2 separate regions of the Homo sapiens genome follow, and region 2 is linked to region 1. A link is a loop called in an ENCODE intact Hi-C map of the cell type or tissue named here. Cell type or tissue: ascending aorta. All regions are shown on one strand. Links, peaks and the distances in the headings refer to the core of each region. The heading gives the core; the rest is flanking DNA. Region 1 has its middle 79 kb from the start of ALDH1L1. Region 2 overlaps ALDH1L1-AS2 (ALDH1L1 antisense RNA 2).

Evidence for each region. A loop is a pair of places that touch in the nucleus more often than their neighbours do. Peaks named below come from ENCODE experiments on the same cell type or tissue, not always from the same donor. Only the 100,000 strongest peaks of a DNase experiment are listed, where the experiment ranks them.
Region 2: it touches region 1 in a loop (6-fold over the local background); 5 of 110 quality-filtered maps call a loop at or near these places.

The regions. Positions count from the first base shown.
Region 1 is chr3:126,258,254-126,261,157 of GRCh38, reverse strand. No RefSeq gene overlaps it. Among named protein-coding and RNA genes, the nearest start is that of ALDH1L1, 79 kb to the right of the region's middle. RefSeq lists an enhancer at 2,025-2,904. In ascending aorta, for the core only: a CTCF peak has its summit at 1,521 (motif pointing left); DNase peaks (open chromatin) are centred at 1,227 and 1,507; H3K4me3 peaks cover 737 bases; H3K27ac peaks cover 1,680 bases.
Region 2 is chr3:126,196,726-126,199,629 of GRCh38, reverse strand. All of the region lies in intron 1 of ALDH1L1-AS2 (ALDH1L1 antisense RNA 2), which reads right to left. It also overlaps a transcript of ALDH1L1 not described here. Among named protein-coding and RNA genes, the nearest start is that of ALDH1L1, 18 kb to the right of the region's middle. RefSeq lists an enhancer at 1,243-1,292. In ascending aorta, for the core only: a CTCF peak has its summit at 1,219 (motif pointing right); a DNase peak (open chromatin) is centred at 1,209; H3K27ac peaks cover 747 bases.

The sequences.
Region 1 (2,904 bases), core at 244-2,743:
ATTGTGCAATGAGATGAAAGGGCCACCAGGGAGGGCGCACACACAGGGGCTTTGCATCAGCCACACATTGAACTGGGTCACAATCAGTTATACACACAGACAGTCTAAGATTCAGAGGAAAAGGAAGACATAAAACTCACACCCTGAGAGCCCAGGAGAGACCAGTGAAAAGGAGGAGGAGGGGGAGAAGGAAGAGGAGGGAGGGAGGAGGGGGAGAAGGGAGAGGAGAGGAGGGGGAGAAGAAAGAAGGGGAAGTAGGGGGAGGAAGAGGGGAAGGGGGAAGAGATGGGGAGAAAGAAGAGGGAAGGAAGGAGAGGAGAAGGAAGATGAAGAGAGGAAAGAAGGGTGGGGAGGAGGGGGGAGAAGAAGGGGGAAACGGGAGAAGGAGTGGGAGAAGAACAGGGAGGAAGGGAAGAAGAAGGAAGGGGGGATAGAGGAAGGGGAGGCAGGAAGAAAGAGAGGGGTAGGGGAGGAGGAGATGTGGAGAGGAAAGAGGGGGAGGGAGAGGGGGAGAAGAAGGGGAGGAAGAGGAGAGAGGAAGGGGAAGATTACAGGAGGGAGGAGGTTAGGCAGGAGGAGGGGAAGGAGGAGGAGGGGAAGAAGATGGGGGGAGGAGGAGAGGGAAGAGGGAAGGGAGGAGGGAGAGGAGGACAAGGAGGGTTTGGGTTAAGGTTAGGCTTGGATTAGGGTTAGGAGGAGGGAGAGGAGGACAAGGAGGGTTTGGGTTAAGGTTAGTCTTGGATTAGGGTTAGGAGGAGGGAAAGGAGGACAGGGAGGAGGGGAGAAGGAAGAGGGGGAGGGGGAAGAGGTGAAGAGAAAGAAGCGAGGAGGGATGGGGAGGAGGAAGAAAAAGATGTGGAGAGGGAAGGGGCTAGAGGGAGGATGGGGAAGAGGAGGAAGAAGAACAGAGGGGGAAGAGGAAGATGTAGAGAGGGAAGAGGGGGAGGGAGGGGGAAGAGAAGGGAGGAAGGGGAAGAATAGAGGAGGGAGGAGGGAGGTAGGAGAGGAAGAGGAAGGAGATGTGGAGAGGGAAGGGGGAGGGAGAGGAAGAGGTGGAGAGGGGAAGAATGGAGGAGGGAGGAAGAGGGGAAAAGGAGGAGGGGAGGAGGGAGGAGGGAGGAGGGAGATGTGGCACTCATGCTAGGTGCTCTGCCACAACGGATGGAAACCTGGCACCTCCTGCCCCACAGTAGGTCTCCGTCCTGGATCTCCACTGTCACCCTGAGGCTGACGCTAGTGTGTAAAAATAGGTATGGCTCACGCAACAAGGTCCTGAAATTCTCCGCTGAGCTACATAAACAGCGATCCGATCCAAGGGTGGAGGAAAACCCAACAGCGTTGACTTTGCGAGGCCCATCGCTCTCTGTGTGGCAAGTTATTAAGGCGTTTCTAGTGGTTTTGGGTTGTCTGTGCCCCGTCTTAGAACCTGAGCCATGGGGGCACGGCCGTATCCCCCGACCCCATCTGCAAGAGTTTCCAGAAGACCGGGATTGGGGCCATCAGCAGCCCTCCACTGCCCCCCGCTGGTCAGGCTGTGGGGCCCGTGCAGGACCTGAAGGCCATTAGATAGGCACCAGGAGACACCAGTCCCTGGGGTGCTTGGGGGCTGCAAGCTTTGTCCAGTCTTGGAGAAGAGCCCTTTCCCCTCAGCAGATGATGCTGGGACCTGCCACTGTGAGACCAGCCAGGCCGCGCCCTCCCGGGGGCCCCACTTCTTCATGCATAAAGTGGGGCTTTCAGCGAGGAGGTCTTTATGCTCTTCCAGGTCTGACATCTGGAATTCTGAGATTAAGAACAAAAGAAAAACCTTCTCCAACCCAAGTAAAGGATGCACAAATGGCTGAATTTCCCCCTGTGTGGAGTGTGGAGGCACAGGGATTCTCAAAGCCTGTTTCTTTTTGATACCTTTTAATTTCAAAATGTAGATATCTTTGTACATTTTTCTGGTTATTGAAGCAATATGAACAGATGAAACTACCCTCAACTTCCCCAGTACCAAGGAACTAAAACCATAAATTATATTATTGTGTCACTTGCTACTCACCAGACTGGCAAACACAGAAAAGCCCATGGGTTGTTGAGGGCAGAGGAGAGGAGGACCTGGGGCCTTTCACACCAAGGTGCAAGTGGGAGGGGCACACAGACTGGGGGTGGGGGAAGTGTCAGCAGCACCCATCACAGGAAGTGCAGCTGCCTGGCCTCTGAGCATCTGAGCAGTTGTACTTCTGTGAATCTGTCCTGCAGAAGGGCTTGCCTGAGGCCACCACACAGGCCCCACCAGGAGCAAGTATTTTTTCTTAGAGCAAAAAATGGAAAGTGAACTGAGGGAGGGGAGCTGGCTGATGGCGCACATGAGGATAGATGAGTCACACCCACTGTGGCCACACCCTCTGCAAAGTGACTTTGCTGTCCTGCTGAGGAGGCTGGGGATGTGGTTCCCACCCTCCAACAGGTGCTGGCCTGGGACACACAGAATGTACCAGAGTGGCCTTGTGCAAGTCCAGGGCTCGGGCCTGGAGGGGCCCTTCACCCTTTGAGAGCCCTGAGCCCACCGTGCTATAGGAAAGACCAGTCCAGCCTTCAGAGGGCAGGGGTCATGTGGAGAGAAACTAAGGTGCCCCAGTCGACCGCCAGCACCAACTGCCAGACACGCCAGAGAGGCCATCCCAGCCCCACTAGCCCTATTGAGCAGACAGGTGACAGTAGCCATGCGAGTGACTCCTGGATGGACCAGCAGAAGGCCTGCCCCTGCTGGCACCCTACAGATTCATAAGCAATAATAAATCGTTGTTTTTAGTTGCTATGTTTTTGGGCGGTGTGATGGTTAATTTTATGTGTCAACCTGGCTAGACTGTGGTAGCCAATTTTGGGTTAAAGTCAGTCTAGCTGTTGCTGTGAGGATAT
Region 2 (2,904 bases), core at 120-2,619, 61 kb after region 1:
TTTAATTTAGATAAAATTGTTTATTTTCAGGGAAAAATTAGAAATACAAAGAGAAAAAACCCACAAGAACAACGGAATGCATTTTTAATTGGTATGCAGAAACATGTAAAAGATTAAACAAAGAGTGTCTGACTTAAAGGTTTCTTCCCAGGAGACAAATAAAAAGCTTAATCAGCAAACTGAGGACCAGAGGAAGGAGGACTGCCGCTCATTGAATTGAATTAACTCTGACTGCTCCTTGCTGTCTTTGCCATTACTTCAATACCCTGAGTCCACTGATTGTTTTGCTCAAGTACCTTTCCATCTTGAGGAAAATGAAAAGGAGAGGTTGGACAACTGTCTTACAAAGTGAGACCCTCTGAACACCTAGGCCTGCCTGCTGTAACCACTTTTACTCCATGCTCTGAAGCTGAACTTAGAGCCTTCATAAGATACTTTCCTGATGCAAGAGAAAATCCTCAAATGTTTACCTAGGAATTTAGAATCCCCATAGGAGCTTATGATCCAGGAACTTCTGACTTTATCAATTTATTCACTTGATTTTGGGACTTGGTAAAGCTCAAAGGTGTATGAAAGCAGCAGAATAGAGAGAACCCGAGGGGATATTAAAGACCTTAAAAAACCTTCTTGCTACAACAAGCTGGAAGAACACTGAAAACCTTTTAAATTCAGTTCCTAAGTCTTCTCCACAAAAAAAGGATCCATCTGTCAGACAGTCTTGCAGGTGAAAAAAGGACGGACCCATTTCATATTGCAGAGCTGGTTTAGAAACACTATTTGTGAAACATTCTGCACTCAAAAGACAGCAAGGAGAATTTCCTGTAGGGACTAAAATGGCATTAACTGCTCTATTTATAAACAAACGTTGTCCCGAATTTAGCAGTTGCATTAAGAAGCATGAACTTGGATGGGGAATGACAGACATGGTTGAATTCGTGGCTTTAGCTGAGCATTTTCAAAGGACTCCAGAATAAGAAAAAGCACAAAAAGCTAATAAGCTTATGTCTTTTCAATTGCAACAATTACAGGGGCCAAAGCCAAAGGGACCATCTTCTCCTTGTTTTAAACCACAGCCTAAAGAACCTAGAGTAAGAAACCCTTCACCCCAAGATGTCTGCCTACATTGCAAACAGCCAGGTCCCTGGGAGAGAGGCTGCCTAGTCATCCAAGTCTACCAAGGAGCCTCCTCCTTTCAGCGGGGATGGTCTGCCCACTAGAGGGAGTCCATGAGATCACAATCAGCCTGGCTGCAGGAGGGACCCTCCAGCTAGCTGTTGCCTGTGATGCCTTTTGATAAATAATGAGAAACAGAGGCTAAGACAAGCAGGGAACGTGTACCATGCTGGTGAATATTGGGGCTACTTTATCTTTCACAAACCCCACTTTAATAAGCTGTTAAAGCAAACTAAATATGGCTTGAGAAGGACTCTGTACTTCTATGTTTGAGTCCTTGTGGATGAACTGCAACCTAACTTAATAGGTGGACAAGATTGAAAATCTAACTTAGGAGTATGCACCTGTAACAATCGCTGAGTCCTGGCCAATCCCAGCAGCCATACTTCAACCACCCATACACCACTCAGTGTTCAAACTGTGTTCAAATAAGGCAAACGCCGAGCTGTAACCAATCCAGCTGTTCTGTACCTCACTTCTGATTTCTGCAAGTCACTTCCTTTTTTTTTTTGTCTATAAATTTGTTCTGTCCACGAGGCAACCCTGGAGTCTCTCTGAATCTGCTGTGATTCTGAGGGCTGCCCAATTTGTGAATCGTTCATTGCTCAATTAAACTTTTTTAAATTTAATTTGGCTGAAGTTTTTCTTTTAACATGGTGTCAGAAGCGGGATCCAAAGTACAGCTTCTAGCGACCCCCAGGAGTACTGAGTGAACAAGCAAGGTAACTGCAGGACCTATTTGTGTCCATTGATCTCTCAGAATGGCTGGGGATCGTGGGTAAATTCTCTCTCGGATTTCGGAGCTCCATGGATTTGTGTTTTGAGCTCTCAGTTTCTTTGAGCAAATTTCTGATCCAAGCTGGGTTTGGAAGTCATGACAGAAACTGGACTGGGTCCAGGAATGGATTTGATCTGGGAATTAACTGGCTTGGATCCAGTTAGAGGACTCTTACATCTGACTGGGTCAGAAAGGAACTGGTCATAAATGGTAATATTGCAGGGGGTGTAAAATTTGGCTTTTAAAAATTTTCAGGGATTTTTGTATTCTACTCTTTTGTTTCATTTTTCTTGTGCGTTTAGGTGGGAAAAAAAATTCATTGGCTAAGTTAATCTAGGAAACCTGATAGTAAAGCCAATGTTTTAGGTAAAAATGGGATCCTTAATTTCTGGAAAACCAAGTTCCTTCTGGCTTATACATTAGGCCCGGGAGGCAGCAAAGTCTTACAGAAACAGCGAAACGTTACTAAAGATAACTTACAGTGGTACATTCCAAATAAACAACAAATACACTAGAGTGCATTAATTTTTTTTCTTTTGTGTTGCAGCAGGTCCCTGAAACAAACAAACAAACAAAAACTGGATTAGGTCTCCATCTTGTTTTATGTCATTGGTAGCTTGAACTTGTAACTTCGTGGTGGTACTTTCTCTTGGTCTCTGCCTTCCAGGGGATAGGAATTTTAGGGTTCATGTCACAGCAAACTCTAAAAATTATCTTGAGTAGTTGAAAGGCTTTGCAAGCTCAAAATTAACTACTCTAGACTCCTTCTGGGAAGGGCGATGGAGACTGCCCAGTATTGTAGCTCAGTAGCTAAGGTTTTGTCCTTTCACATTGGTGGCCTGGGTTTGATTCCAAGCTTAGAGAATGAGTACTTTCTGGTTAACACCTGTGTGACTTTTACCACTTCCTGATTTTCTTCCCATCCATGAACAACCTCTAGCTTCCCTTCTTAA